Linked DNA regions of Mus musculus: region 2 is linked to region 1. The links are chromatin loops, found by intact Hi-C in ENCODE. Cell type or tissue: left cerebral cortex. All regions are shown on one strand.

What was found. A loop is a pair of places that touch in the nucleus more often than their neighbours do. Peaks named below come from ENCODE experiments on the same cell type or tissue, not always from the same donor. Only the 100,000 strongest peaks of a DNase experiment are listed, where the experiment ranks them.
Region 2: a loop joins it to region 1, with 6 times the contacts of the local background. A loop is called at or near these places in 39 of 42 quality-filtered maps.

What each region holds. Positions count from the first base shown.
Region 1 is chr17:72,602,159-72,610,158 of GRCm38, forward strand. It overlaps Alk (anaplastic lymphoma kinase), which reads right to left and starts at 2,149. Exons shown (of 29, transcript NM_007439.2): 1 at 870-2,149. The coding sequence starts at 1,551. In left cerebral cortex, CTCF peaks have their summits at 2,762, 3,001 and 4,281 (motif pointing right); DNase peaks (open chromatin) are centred at 89, 1,103, 1,651, 2,660 and 1 more place; H3K4me3 peaks cover 2,855 bases.
Region 2 is chr17:72,778,789-72,786,788 of GRCm38, forward strand. No RefSeq gene overlaps it. Among named protein-coding and RNA genes, the nearest start is that of Ypel5, 54 kb to the right of the region's middle. In left cerebral cortex, a CTCF peak has its summit at 3,240 (motif pointing left); DNase peaks (open chromatin) are centred at 3,232 and 4,217.

The sequences.
Region 1 (8,000 bases):
ATACAGCCCCTAATGCGGTGAATTTTGGAAGAAATGGGGGAAGTAAATGAAACAGAAACCTCACTCCAGGAGCCTCCAGCAATGAGAGCCTGCCAGAGCTCTCATCCAGAGCAGCTGCTACACACATGCAAGCTAAGACTCCCAGGGCAAACAAAGGGGGAGGCAGGAAAGGCAACTGTCTTGCTTCTCCCCCCGAAGCAAAGTAACCTCAACAGTTTTCATCCCATTCCCTACAACTCTCCTGCCCCTGTTCCTTAGTTCCTCTGGGACTTTCCTGGGACATCTGAGAACATCGAGAGTCTGAGTGTGTAAACAGTCTGGAGGTGGGAGTCCAATGTGGCAGAATGAATAATTAAGGAAAAGAGAACCTCTGGGTTAGCCAGCACTGGAGAGGAGGGACAGGGACAGGCAGTTGGCTGAGACTCAGTATTAAGGGGAATTCTCTATTCTCTGGGAAATTCGACCACATTCTCCAAATAGGTGGTCGTCTAGAAGAGAAACAAGAGTCAAGAAAAAAAGAGCAATAGTGTGAGGTCCCGTAACTTGGAACTCGGGCGTTATAGGGACGTTTCAGCCATTCTCAGAGCTCAGGAAGGAGGGCATCCAATTATGATCCAGTGGGATCGTGTGTAAGTCAGTGGAAGGCATTCTGCCAACACTGGAAAACTTTTCTCCCAACTTGGTTGCTAGAGAGAGAGAGAGAAGGTTCTATTGGGAAGTTACTATGTTTAAGCACATAAAAAGAAACCACGGGTCTAAGTTCAAGTACGATGAAAAGGGGGCTAGAAGAATAAGAGTTAGTTAGCAGTGTCTACATGTCGTATAACTAAAAATGCAAATCCCAACACACTCTAGTGGGAGCTGCTCACCCGTCCCGAAGATCTGGAAGAGAAGGCGGGGCTGGGAGGCTCGGATCGCACTGGATAGCCTTCCCTCCCTGCCCACTTCCGATGCCTTCTTCTCAGGCATCAGGCGGATCCTCAGCCTCCCTTCGCCGTGGAGAATCCACCAGCTGAACAGCTCGCTGAGGTTGAACTGGAGTATCCCCACAGCCGCTACCTCCTCTGGGGGACCAATACAGCCTTCAAGAATCGTCTCCTCGCCCAGCTCCAGCACCAGCTGTTTGGCACGCCTGAGCTTGCGCACCGAGCCTCCCTTCAGCACCCTGGACAGCGTCGGACCCGCCTCGGGACTAGGAGAACTGGCTCCATCTGCCCAGGAGATTCCAGGCAGTGGCCCCAGCAGCCTGAGCAGAGGCTCACAATCCAGGGCCAGTGATCCCCGCGCCTCCAGCCCGCCAGCCTCGGGCTCCGAGGGGGACCGTGGCTGCGGTAGCAGCAGGTCTCGGGCATAGACGCGGAAGAGCGAGGGTACAACGAAGTCCACTGCCAGACTCTTCCTCTGCAGGCGCGAATAACTGAGCGGCTCCCGGGGCTGCAGAGGAGGCCCTGAGGCTGGGGAACCCGCGCGCTGATCGGTTGCAGCTCCGGAGTACGAGGCTGCTGCCAAAAGCAGTGGAGGCAGCAGCCACAGGAACCCAGCAGCTCCCATCCCGCTGGAGGGCGAGTTTACACTAGTCTCCCTTCCCTTGCTGGTCCAGCCTCGCCCTTCACTCTCCCCCAAACAGGAAAGGGCTCCAAATAGTCCTTGGTCCTGAATGGCTCCTTCCACTAGATCTCAGGGACTGTGTGTACACTATAGAGCGCCCTTGCTTTTCCCAAGCTACAAGGAGGCGAGAAGGGTTCTCAGCAAAACGGAAGACAAAGTCAGGGGGTAGTTCGGAGACAGTGAGACACCCTGGGCTCAACAGCTGGATCCTGCGCCTCTCGCCGTGCTGCGCCCCATTTGTAGAGGCCTTTGCTCAGGGACCAGGGAGGTGGCAATTAGGTACCGTTCAAGGAGCCCTCGGCGACCAGAGCTCTCCTCTTAGCTTCCAATCTTCTGCAACTTTCCAGGCTGTGAACCGTGGCTCCGAGTCGGTCACTGTCTTGCCCACGTCCTCCGCTCCTGTCACCTCCTCTGCGCTCCTTCCCAGGTCTAGGCAAGGACCACCGGAGGGGGCTGCTTTCTAGCGCCCCCTCAAGTGACCTCCGCTGCAGGAAGTCTTCGGATCGATCACCCTGCCCGCTGAACTTCTGGGCGTGAACACGAGCTCTGCGTTGCGGAGAGGAGGCTCCCGCTGCCTCCACGCGCGCAAGTTTGCAGCGTCCTTGCCGTCACCGACGTCTTGGTTCCTCGGAGTTCACTCCCAAGCACCCGGGCGGCCCTGGCCGCTGGCGACTAGTGAAAACATTCCGGGCAGAGGAGCCCGCAATGTAGCCAGCCCCCTCCTCACCTACCAGCAGCGCCCGCGGTTTTGTTGACTGGCCAGGGGGCGAACGGAAAACGTCTTACTGCCCCCCCGAGAACCGCTGGACAGAAGCAGCGGGAGGTGCCAGTTGCCACCGCTGCTGCCGCCCCCAGAGCCGCTGGATCGCATCTGCCTGGGCGCCCGCCACTTGCAGCTGGCAGTGCCGCGAGCGCGCGCCGAAGGGGGGCGGGGCCTCCGCGAGGGGCGGGGCTCTAGAGCGAACTCAGCGCAGCCGCCCAGCCCACGCAGCCGGCCCCGCCCCCTTCCAAGCCCGCCGGCCAATGCCGCTGCGAGATCTGCTCCTATGCAAATCTGCAGAGGCCTCAGTATTCATTGAGAAAAGCACCAAGCCCGCCCCGCCTCCCGCTGCTGGTGCCTGTTCCTTCCTCCAGATTGCCTGCCCTATTTCTCCGCTGTGCGAACAAGAGAGTATTTTGGATAAATGGGAAAACTGGAAGCGATCGTTGCAACCAAACACTCTGTCTAATTATACATTTAACAGATTAAATGTGTCCGACTTCAGAGGAGCAGGTTCCGGAATAAATCTGGAGGCAAAGAAAAACCAGAAGGAGGCAGGGGTAGCGAGGCCCTGCAAGATTCAAGAGCCTTGGAGCCTTGAAAGGGAACCTTCTCCAACACTCCTGTTATTTGAAAGCATTCCTGAGAGCCTGAGTTGTTCTTCTTCGGCTTTAGCCGCAACAAATGCTGTCAGACCTGTCAGCCACTTGGTTTTCTCATAATGGTGTCTGCACAGGTTTCCAGACAGAAACTGGGGATGAAACTCAGAGCCTTCTATAAGACAAGCGAACGCTCTGCCGCTGAGCAACCACCCCACCACGACACTATTTGTTTATTCACTTTTTTTATTTTGGCCTTTTTTGAAATACGACCTCGTTTTTGTAGCCCAGGCTGGGCTTGAACTCACTACACTGCCTAGACTGACTAGGAACTCTTGGAAATCCTGTTCCGGCTTTTCAAGTGCTGGGATTTGGGATTACAAGCATAAACCACCACACATGAGACGGATATTTTTAATTCCAGTTCTGGATCATTTGCTCATGTGAGACTTCCAAGCCCACCCTCCAGTCCTCTTGACTGCTACTTTGCCCTAGCGGTCCATGAGTAGCAGGCCAGAGGCTATGGATATGACTCTGTGGAAGAAGGTTGTGTGGGGCGGTGGCACACACACTCAAGGCCTTCTATTTATTCACTTACTTAAAATGCCAGGTTCTCCCTCCAGTCTCCTTTTCTTTCAGATAATGGCTGTGTGTCACCAGAAGCCCAGATAAGGGTAAGTTTTAGTTCACACAAATTTCTCAGTCCCTTCTCTCCAAGGCTGACTGTCTCACTCATGCTAGCTCTCCCAGTGTCCCAGTACATTGTCCAGTGGACCCTCCCTCACCCAGCTCTAAGAGATGCAGTATCTTGCTCACTGCCCCACATGCGAGAACAGCCAAGTGGAGACCCTGCTCCTTTAAGGCCAGGGTCTTTCCCATAACTGTGCTGTCATGATGAGCAGTGAAACCCTAAAGACAAAACCAACCAATCAAACAAACAAACAACACTACTTCTCAGTGAACGTCTGGCTTTCAGCCGTATATGTGAAATACTCATATGTAGCCAACTTAATTGTTTAAGGGATGAGATTTGAAAAAAAGAGAATTAAAAAAAAATGCTCCTATCTTGGGGAAGGAAGAAGACCATGGAGTTAATTATTTTCATAGTATGTTTGGGTTCTCATCAAATTTTCTGCTGTGAAAACCCTCAGGAAAAAAATCTTTCTATCTAAAACGTGAAAAGGATCAAAACACTAGCCCCTTCACACCCCTGTTCCATGTCTTTCCTGTCTGTATAACTCTTGTTCAAAGGCGAATTGACTCTTAATCTGTCAAGGACTGTGAATAGGCCTCTGAAACCAGTGGCCACTAGGGGGCAGCAGAGACTAGAAACTCAACCTGGATTAGCCATCAAGGTTCTGAACGCCCTGCCAAGGAGCCCTTAACTTGCTTTTGTATCTCATGGAGGGAGCATGTGTGTGTGTGTGTGGGGGGGGGGGGGTGTCTCAATTAACTCTCATGCCTTATTAACTCTCTCACTTCTCCCAAGGAGAAACACGTGCCTTTCCCTGAAGATTAAATTATACTAACTCAAAAATGACCATGTCCCCTATTTGCTTGGTAATTTTTTGGCTATTGATAATTTATCAGACACCAAGCATCTGCGTCTACAAATGTGTATGTGTGTGCATGTGTGTCTCACATCACACAAGTAGCCTTTTGGGAGGACATAGCAATTACTAATATTTCCATGAGAGGAGGAACAGTTAAGTCTCAGAGAGGCAAAATAAATTGCCCAAGATCAAACAGCAAATAAATAACAATGTTAGAATTCAAACTAGTGATTCTTTTTCTCAAAACAAAAATCATACATCCCATTGAGACAAATTAGGCCTTCTCATCGGGACAACTATAATTTTGACATTGTTATCCTATGACATCACCATGGAGAGGTGAGGTTACAGGGAAGTGGAATTTAGAAGAAACAGGGGAAATAGAGACAAAATATGTGAGCGCTGAAAGCTAGCATGCCTTGTGTACACAGTGTGAGTCCAGTATGCTTCAAAATAATCCTCGGTTAGTATTGAGAATAATGGGGTAGGGAGTATGGCTTGGTGGCGTAGACCTTGCTTAGCATGCATAAGACAGGAGGTTCAATTCTCAACGTTGAAAAGATATTCTCGGTAATACTGTACTGTGGGGGAAGGGGTTATAGGTCTCTATTTACGGAGGGCAAATAAAAACTGAATTAGAGTCACTCCTCATTGGATCTATTCTGGTGTCAAGATTTATCACCTGAGTTGACCTAGATATCTGAGTCCAGGACCTTCATTAACAATAGAAGGTAAATGGGGAGGGATGCACTGATGGACAGTGATGTGTGGGCAGAGGAAACGAAGAAGCTGAAAGGGCAAGGACGAGTGACACAGGAGGGTGAGGATGGCAAAGAGGACAGGTACAGATACTAGAAGATCTGAAGAGACGATAAAAATGTTGGGTTGCTGGGGTCACCTTGCACACAACTCTGGCGGTTAAGTAAAGAAGAGCCTTTTCATGGAATTCCCAATTTTTCTATACAAAGAAATGGACAACTCGGTTGGGGTAGGCTTTGAGTTCTCTATAAGGAAGGCAATTAACAGCAGCATTTTAGATCCAGGTGGTATAATTTCAGTAAACATATCTCATGAGTGTAAAATCTGACTGGGACCTATAGACCTTGGACATCCGTTTAGTCAATGAATATCTCCTGAGTACCTAGTGTATACAGGCTGATGCCTGTATTGTGCAATGTCACTTTGAAGAAGATACATTGAGTCCCTCATCCCTAGATGCTCACATTCCCACGGGAAGAGAATACAATAAGGATGTGCGATGAAGGATGGTTTGGTGTGGGGGTTGGGATATTGCAATAGATCTAGCTAACTGGTTAGAGAAGGGATCTCTGACAGGATGTCCTCATTTGTTGGGCGGGATAATCTCCCAGAGATTGTAAAGGAGAAAGGTCTCAGGAAATCAAGTGTGTGAGACGAGAACGTGCTGACACATCCAAAAGGCAGAACAAAGAACAAAACCAGTAGGGTTAGAAAACAGTAAATGAAAGACATGGCCTGGAGGGGTGAGCCACACACGGTCCACTTCCTTGAGGGTTTTGGAGAACACGGTAATAAAGAAAGCTGACTTCTGACTGCTGTTGGAGGACACTGAGAGGTTGAATTGCTGAGTAATTAAATAAAGATATAAGAGTTGGAGGGAGACTTGGGAAGAAAAGGGAGGCCGAGGTGGGGGATCAGATAAGTTGGAGTTATGTGGGTGAATATGGTCAAACTTCATTATAGGCATATATGAAATTGTCAAAGAATAAACCTTTAAAATAAGGAATTGGGACCCTGAGGACATCTCCAAATAAAGCAAGCGAATTGTGTTCAGGAAAGCCGGAGTCACAGCTCTCCTCTTTAGAGATTGTAGGACCTTGAGAAGCCTTGATTTAGCTGTGCTCCTAGTAAATTAGGAAAGGAGATGGCATGGTCTTTAATATGCCAGTCAAGAAGTCCATGAGGAAGTCTTCAAATGACCCAACAGTCTCATCCTATACCAAGGAAAAGGGTTGGCAGATACTAGGAGACTAAGTTTCCAAAGGAAGGAGAAATAAGATGAATGTAATACTGAATGAAAGGGGGAGGGCAAAGATTTATCTAAGAGTATGTCTTAGCCCATAGACAATCCTCAACCCTACTTCTGTAGCTTGCTAAGCTATCATCTAATATTCATTATGGTCAATGGTAAGAAACGTCATTAAGTATCAATGCAATCAATATTTACTAAGTATCTACTCTGTGCTTCTCTTGGCATGATGTGCAGAGGAACGGTACTTTGGCAAATAAAAGTTCAGAATCTAGGGCTGAGATGGCTCAGTTAATAAAGTGCTTGCCAGGTAGGCATAATGACCTGACTCTAGGAGCCCAGAAGTCAGGTAACATGTTACGCCCCTGTAACCCCAGCCCCAAGAAAGTGTCCACAGAAAGAAGCCAGGGGCTTTCTGGCTAGCCAGTCTACCAAATTTGTGATCTCCGGCTTTAGTGAGAGATTGTATCTCAAAAAACTAAGTAGAAAGTAGTCAAGGGAGACACCTATGTTGATTTCTGGCCTCTACATACACATGTACAAATGAACATATACAAGCCTAGGTTCCTACCAAACCAAAACCTTAAATTTACATTACCAGAATATTAAGTTCAATCCATGCCTATGCCACAACTAAACAGAAATCATAAAAATAGAAAACATGGGAGGAAAATAATAAAAACTGCACCACCTGGAATGAAAATCACCCTTCATCAGAGATGACTTTAATCGGATTTGATCCTCCCCCCACAAACACCTAAATCTCAGTAGCTGAAAAACAATGAAATACATTGGGACTGTGTGACTCATCAGTCACATAGGAATCCAGGCTGATGGGGCAGCCACTACTATACAGCTGTGGAAGGTCTTGTACCAACAAGCAAATACTCCAACCCATAGATAACATATGTCTTTTGCACGCGCACACACACACACATACACACACACACCACCCTAACCTATATGAAGCAGCCAGTGCTGTGAAGAGTCAGAAATATCTACCTAGCAAATATCCTTACTGATCCCCTTAGAAAGGTAAGACTTGAAAGTTGTATGAAGAAGACTAATATAGACTAAAAAGAGGTCCATAGGCCAGAGCCATCTGGAGAAGAAAAATGCCCTTAATTAATTCACTGTGAATCCACAGCCAATCTAAAGAGCCCAACCACCATTGCAGAGTGCTGCTTCTCAAATATGCTTGCTGCCTTGCCCACATCACCGTGGTCTCTACCACGGTAGCACATAAGAGGTGACACAGGCAAAGAGAAAGCCTTTTCCAAATACCAGAGGAATAGCACTCTCCTGGAAACTACAAACAACCCTACATCTACAGAAGAGAAGAGAAACAAGGAGATAAAAGCAAACAGCAGTCACTGTACCTCTCACAATAATCCATGTGTTCTCAGAAGCCCAACACATTAGGGAAGAAGGGCACAGGCTATTATTGTAACTCCCGAACGAAAGCCGGCTTT
Region 2 (8,000 bases), 180 kb after region 1:
AACTCTTCCTCTCCTTTCCCTCCAACTGAACACAAACTGAAACATTTCTTTCCCACCCCAGGTCTTCCTGACCATCTGGACCCCCTTCCATCCTCCTTCAGTGAACGGAGCCTTCATTGACAGCTTCTATTGGATTCTGTGTCACCGTGACAAAATATAAAGGAAGGAAGGGTTTGGATCATTATTTCCATGTCCACAGCAGCAGGAACAGGTGACAGAGAAGTTCTTCACCTTGTGGTGACTGGAAAACAGAATAAAGGGCACATGGGAAGGGCTCAGGGAACAAACCGCATGCCTCTGGTGAACCTACTTTCTCCAACTTGGTCCCACATTCTACAGCTCTACCACCCACCACTCAATTTTAAACCAATCAATAGATTAAACCAATTATTATGTCGGAGCCCTTATGATCTAATTGTCCCCCAAAATACCCAGAGATGAGCTTCACTAATCTAGTAGGTACTGCAGTCCAATCAAGTTGACAATCGAGATTAACAATGGTGTTTCCTGTGTGGCTGGCCCTAACCAAGGGACAGGAAGATAAGTTCAAGATGAAAACTCCTCAAGGAATGTAAAAGTCCAGTAGAATGGACAGATTAGTACCTTGAAAATGGACTGACTAGGCTAGACTGGGTGATGAATGCCATATTCCAAAGAAGACCTAGCGCCGCCTGAAGTTACAGCCAAGAAAAGCACTGCAGAGTGCAAGTCACTAGACCTGCTCTTAAAGAGGTGCTCTTAATGATGATGGAAGAGGAGAAAGACTCCGGGTAGAGAAAACAGCACAATGGAGGAAGAGTGAGCTCAGCCCTTGAGAAAAAGTCACAAGCAACGGCTGAGTGCAAGCTGAGTGCAAGCACACTGAGGACAGCCTTGAAAACAGATACAGAGCTTTAGGCAGGAATCGGTGTAAGTGTGGAGTGCCATTTGCTAACCAAGAAGCCTGTTGGGCAACACTGAAGCTAAAGAATCAGATTTGCAGTTTAGGTCTGGTGGCTGTCAGAGGAAGGCTCAAGAGGTCTTACCTGGACATCAGTTAGACCAGCAAGCAGCAAAGGCAGCCTCAGTGACCTTAAGGATGGAGAGGAGAGCAGATATGGGGGAGAAGTGGGCTGGAGGACCTTCTGGAGGGGCAGAGCAGAAGGGAGAAGGGAGGCAGCAGCAGGCCAGCAGCCAGTTTGATGACTTGGGGACCAGAATGAATAGAGAGACACTATCACTAGCAAGAAAGCAGGCTAAAAGCAAAAAAATAGGGTTTTGGGAAGGTGTTGAAGGTGTTAATTGGGCCAAGGAAAGGAGATCAAGCACAAGAGATATAAGTGTCATAAGGTCCCATTTTCACAAAATTACAGAAAAGGCAAAACAACACAGCAACAGGAATCAGATCTGTGCAGCTGAGGGCCAGACAAAGGAACAAAAGGAATGTTAAGATGAGAGAACACAGAGCCAGAAATAACTGTTCTAAGACTGATGTATAATTAATTATAAGAGTAGGTTTATTAAATTTGCTTAAATGGCTAGAATATGGACAGTGCCACAGTGGTCATCTTAGTCGGGGATTCTATTGCTATAATGCTACACTCTGGCCAAAAAGCAAGTTGGGGAGGAAAACATGTATTTGGCTTATGCTTCCAAATAAGTGTTCATCATGGAAGGAAGTCAGAACAGGAACTCAAACAGGGTAGGAACCAGGAGGCAGGAGCTAATGCAGTGGCCATGGAGGGATGCTACTTACTGGCTTGCTCAACCTGCTTTCTTGTAGAACTCAGGACTACCAGCTCAGGGATGGCCCCACCCACAATGGGCTGTGTCTTCCCCCATCAATCGCTAATTAAGAAAATGCCTTATAGCTGGAAATTATGTAGTCCCAGCTTTCAGATAATTCTAATTTGTGTATCAAGTTGGCATAAACCTTGGAGTTGATGAGCCAGGATGTCTGCTCAGATGAAGACAGAAGCCCCAGATCAGAAGAACCAATGATGTTCAGTTCAATGTCGTCAGTCTGAGGCTGAAGGCCTGGTCCTGGAGAGGGGTGTGTGCAATTCCTCATTCAAATGTCTAGAAAGCTGGAGTATGGCATCTGCTGACAAGGGCAACAGCGAAAGCTGTGCACACTCAAGTCAGATGTAGCCTTGTGTGTGTGTGCTTTCCTATTGGTTGTTTTCTCTCCGTCGGTGTGGCTACAATATCCCACCCAGCTGTCCTCATTAAGGACGGGGCTTCCCCACTCAGTTTGCCGATACCACAAGCCAATCTTTTCTGGAAAACTCTCACACAGAGAGAGTTGGCTTTACCCATTTTCTAAGTATACCTAAGCCCAGTCAAATTGACAACCAAGATTAACCATCACAGAAATTGAATATCTTAAGGTGGTAGTTATACAACAATACACAATGAACAAAACAGATGGAACAAGGCACCCAAGGTGAATAAATTTTAATGTATTTACATGTAAATACCTGAGCTGCTTTGAAAGCAATATCCTCCAAGGCAGAGGATATCCTCCAGTAGAGAGGACAATACACAGTTGTCTGGGAGTGAGATGTAGATTTCTATATTACTACAAGGTATGACTAGTGTACAAGGTAGAAGAACAAAAGCTATGGCAGGTGCCTGGAGACATGGTGAAATACCGTGAAGAAAGACCTTGGAGGACCAAGAAACTAACATGCACAGCATGAGGAGAACAGGGAACAAGAGCTAAGGACAGTGTTTTAAAAGAAGAGAGCAGTCAGCAGGAAAAACATCCTAAGAAAGACCAGAAAGATGGAACTGAGCCTGACCATCCAGGATCCCGTTTGTCTGGGGGATTCTGGTGAGGTTTGGGGTCTCTTCCCCCTGGTCTTGCTATTATTACATTAACTAGGTTATCCTGAGGCGGTGATTTTTTAAAAAACACATTTTTTTAGTAGCAAAAATGTGGAAGTGAGTGGTAGAGGGCTTACCATGACCAATTCTAAATTTGCTGGCTTTGGGTCCTGAAATTAAATTCATGAACATTTTTGGCCATTTCTAGTCATGCACTGGTTAGGCAAAATTTAAAATAAATTAGAATTAAATAAGCACCTTGCACCTGGAAACGAGGGCCGTGATGGACGGTTGTGATAGCCTCCAGTGTTGATGCCAGTGTCTGAGTGGGCACTGGGAACCCAGAGGAAACCAGGCTCTCTGCAGAGAACCATGGTTGGCAGGGAGGTAATAATCTACCATTCTAAGGCTGAGGGTGACACCTCGTGGCCACAGAGATCACTGCAGACTCTCAACATCATCTTTGGCCACCAGCTTCAGTTTCAGAGAACAAGTCAGGCTAAAAGCAGGAATTGGTGACCATGAATGAACCCTCTCGAATCCTGTGTGGCACCAGCCGTCCTTCCTTTTAAGTGGTGAGACCTGTAAAAAGATGTCTTGGTATCGTAAGGCTCTGTATTACCTTGCATGTCCTTACAAGGGAGGCAGAGCCAGCTGTCGCAGCTCCATTTGATAAACAGAAGACAAAAAGGTGACAGAGTTTATCCAGAAAGCCAGGTCTCATGGATCCAGGCGAAGCGCTCACTTTGTAGCAGTATGTCATTGGAACCTACCCAGGACATGCCTTGGGGATTCAGTTAAGCATCCAAAGTCCACATATCTTGGGGGCCTAGACATGAACTATGATTTGGGTTCTAAGACATCCCAAAGCCATTCAGTCACCAAGATTCTAGTGCTTACTTCATACCAGGCATAGTATGTGAGTAGACAATAGATTCCTGGCTGAAGACATACTTATCCTATTCAAGGAGGCAACAAGCACGGTGCAGGGCAAGACTGGAATGGGCAGGCAGCATGCAGCAGGAGGATATCTTTTGGGAACTGACAGGGACACATCGTCCCACACCTTCCTAACGCTGCAGTTTTGAGTAGTTCTGTGAGTGCTGAATATCACTAGACCACCTAGAATGAGAGGAAAGTACAGACACAGTTCCACACAACTTCCTTCCCAAAGAATGGGAAATCGTGTTCAGTGAAACTACAGCCTACACCCCAGTGCCTGGCTGATGAGCCAAGTCAAAGGAAGAGCCGAGGCATGGCAAGCACATGGCCAGCTCCTGGTTCTGTGGAAGTCAGACACGTATTAGCTCAGCAAGGGAATCACACCCAGAACTCACGCTCATCCATTCAAGGGCTGGGGGAATGGGAGGCATGCCAGGAAAATCTTGACACCATAACTCGAAGTTGGCAAAGCTAGGAACACGTTTCTCTGCCTCTCTCTTCTCAGCAGAGACAGCCCAAGAGAAGCAAAGACTAAAACACACACTGCAGAACTAGATGATGAGTAAGCAGGCCTGCTGCTCACTCTCCAGACAAAGGAAGAGGCGAGCATAAAACAGAGATGTAGCCTATCCAGAAGGCAGAGGACAAAATACGTGACAGGCTTACATCTCTGGCAAAAATGTGGCCAGATACTGCCAGACACTGATGGAGAGAAACCCCTACCATAGCTATCTCCTACTACAAGAAAGATATCAGAAACCTTCTTTTGGGACAGGGTCTTCCTATGCAGCCAAAGCTGGCCTCTGCCTGCTAAATGCTGGGATTACAGGCATGCCTCACTCTCAGATTTCTGAACCTTTAATGCAAATATGAACTCAGTAAACCAAGAGAATCCATGTGCTCTAAGAGAACTGAAGGGAGATGGTTGAGAGAGCTTTGAACTGTGTCCTAGGGGTTTCTGCCCTAAGCTTAGAAGGATGCTAAAGAAAAGGTGGGAGTCCAGGATTCGTGACAAACTATGCCCTTGGGAAAGGGTTATCCCTGAGGGCAAAGATCGTCGCAGGAATGACCTGGAAGGTTATGAGCCTCTGGCAATAACATGGAGTGATTTTAATTATTTTTCATAATCCAGCAAATCATATTTGTAGAAAAATGGGTAGAGCTTGAAACCATACATTAGATGAAGTGAGTCAAACTAGAAAAGCAACAACCCGGTATTTCCTCTCTCATATTCAGATCCTAGTTTGTAATCTGCATCTGCATGGATATGAGTGGGTTACATGGGCAAGCCTAAAAACTAGAAAGGAAACCAAGTGAAGGGGGGAAACAAGGAAGCTTGGGGTGAGGGTGGTGTGTGTGAGTGTGTGTGCATGTGTACGTGTGTGTGTGTGTGTGTGTGTGTGTGTGTGTGTGTGTGTGTGTGTGTGAGTGTGTGTGTGTTGAGCATGAGCAAGCATGCAGAAAGTTACATGTGACAAAAAGGAAAAAGGAAACTTTGTAGAGAGACAGACACTGGGGAGAGGGATGGAGAAGATGTGAGTAGAATCCGGTAGAACACATTTGGTTTGAGAATGCCATTATTATCTAACACATTATAGACTAATCTCAAAAATAATTTTAAAAAAATATAAGTTCCCTCAAAATCTATCACCACAAACCTTCCCTCTCACAGGAGGGGTCTGAAAATATACTCTCTCTGTTCAGGGAACCTCCAGGGAAAAATTAATCTCAATTGCTTCTCAGTTAGAAGTACACTGGATACCCTGCAGACACAAACAGGAAAACACTCAGGCCGCTCAGGATTCCCACAGCGAGCAAAACATGATCAAATCAAAAATGACCAAACACAAGCAAACAAGTCACCGGGAGAAGTCGAACAAAGGAGCAAAGACTGGCTCCCAGATGGTGCAGATGCTAAAATGATAGATGCAGACTAAAAAACAAGCAGAGGTGGGCACGCAGTGAGGACAGAAAGCCTTAGCTAGGAATGCTCATGGCCGCTGCATGTATACGGGCCAAATCCTAGAAACAGGAAGACACACAAACCGTTGGGTTCATTCAATGAAACTGTTGTTCATAATCATAAAGAACTGAATTTAAGGAATGAATTACAATCTTGAAAACAAGATGAACACAAATACTGCTTGGTTCTATTTATACAAAGCTCCAAAAGACTAAACTAACATCAATAAAACTAACTCAATTAAAAAAAAAAAAAGCAGACTATCTAGGAGAGAAAGGGCAAATTAGCCCTAAGGGTAACAAGAGGAATTTCTGAGGAAATTATGGCAATGTTCTTTATGCTGCTTACTTATTCCATAAGCACAGGCAACTAGAAAAACCATCTCCCTTGAAGCATATCTAAGTAAGATAAATTTAACAAAAAAAGAAAACAAATTATGTCCTTTCCATAAAATGATCAAGAATGTTTGAAAAAGATCTAAGAAGAAATTCTAGAAGTGAAGTATCCAGAGTATTGGGGAGGATCAGAGGGACACACACACCCTGAGCCCCAGCAGTCCAAGGCAGAGCTCTGAGTTCACAGTCAGCCAGGGCTACACACTGAGTTCCAAGACAGCCAGAGCTACAAGACCCTGTCTCAAAAAAAATAAAAATGTAAATAAAAAAAAAAATATATATATATATATATAAGCACTAAATTAAAGGCTGAGTAGACTCTGCTTCGAGCTAAGGTTTACATAAAATCTTAAGGCTTAAGTCTCTCAGGAACATCTTTAAAAGCAACAGAGTGTCGTTAATTTCAGGGCCTGGAATATAATTCAGCCGGTAAAAGGCCTAACTACACAAACCTGTCGTCTGAGTTCGGTTCACAGAACCCACATAAAGAACCTCATACAGTGTCACACTCCTCCAGAGAGGAAGCAGAAATAGGAGAACTGCCTGGAAATTCACCACCAGCTGGCCTGGAGCATAAAGCACAAGAGCCAAGATAAGAGAGACCCTACATAAATGAGAGAGACCCTACATCAATGAGAGAGACGAGATCCTACATCAACGAGATGAAAGATGAGAACTGAATCCTGAAAGTTGACCTCTGCCCCCCAAGTGCTGCAGCACACACATATACATGCAGATTTGTCACATGCACACGCGCACACACACAAATTCATAAAAGATGTTTTCAAACACTTATCAATACATGAAAAACTTGAATCGAGTTCTGTTTCATTTTTTAACTTATTCTTTTCTTTTGTAGATTACATCCCATCCACAGTTTCCCTCCCTCCTCTCCTCCCAGGCGCTCCCCACACCTCCCCTCTCCCCCAGATGCCTTCCCTCCTCCAGTTCCCTTCAGAAAAGAGCAGACCTCCCAGGAGTGTGAGCCAAACTCAGTATAACAAGTTACAATCAGACTAGGCACATACTCTCGTTATCACGGCTGGATGAGGAGGAAAAAGTTCCCAAAAGCAGGTATAAGAATCTGAGGCACACTCACTCCCACTCTTAGGAGTCCCATAAGAACACCAAGCTACACAACTGTAACATACATGCAGAGGACCTGCCTCAGGCCCATACAGACTCCCTGACTGTCGCTTCACTCTCTGGGAGCCCTAGGAGCCCTGCTTAGTTGCTGAATCTAGTTGTTAAAGAGGTCAGCATGAGGCTGTGAGTCAGACACCCAACTCTGCATTCTCCTCTCAAGATAGTTGCTGAAAGTGGCCTGAGAGCCGGGAAGGGTGGGGGGGCGAGGATCAGAAGAAAATTGCAATGAATGTGCTGAGGATCTCAATAGAGACTGTGTTGTCTAAAGAGAGATAAGCATCAAAGCGCAGGCTCCTGTAAACGAATCTCAGGTTTTCAGGTGAGAGCCTGCTAGAGCCATCCACAAGAACCAAAAGGGGCAGCTTTCACGGAGACTCAAACAACTATCTTTCCCCTTTTTCTTCATTTTGAATTTCAAAATGGATTGAGTCTATGAGTATTTTACTAGCTCAACCATCTAAGTGAAGTAAAATAATAACAATAATTCATAATTGGCAAGAGAGTTCATTCCGAGTCTCAAATTAGCTCTACAACTTTCCAAACACAATGTTGCTCATTCGAACAAAACCTAGGCAAGCACCGTAGAGGGCATACAAAGGAAGTATGAATGCTACCAATTCTGTGCTCGTTCCGCTGCCCAGGCTCCCTAGAGCCTACATCATGTTCCCGGAGATGATTTTCAGCAATTACTGCAACCATGTATGTGAACCCCCATTATTTACACAATGCCCATCATTATTTAGACA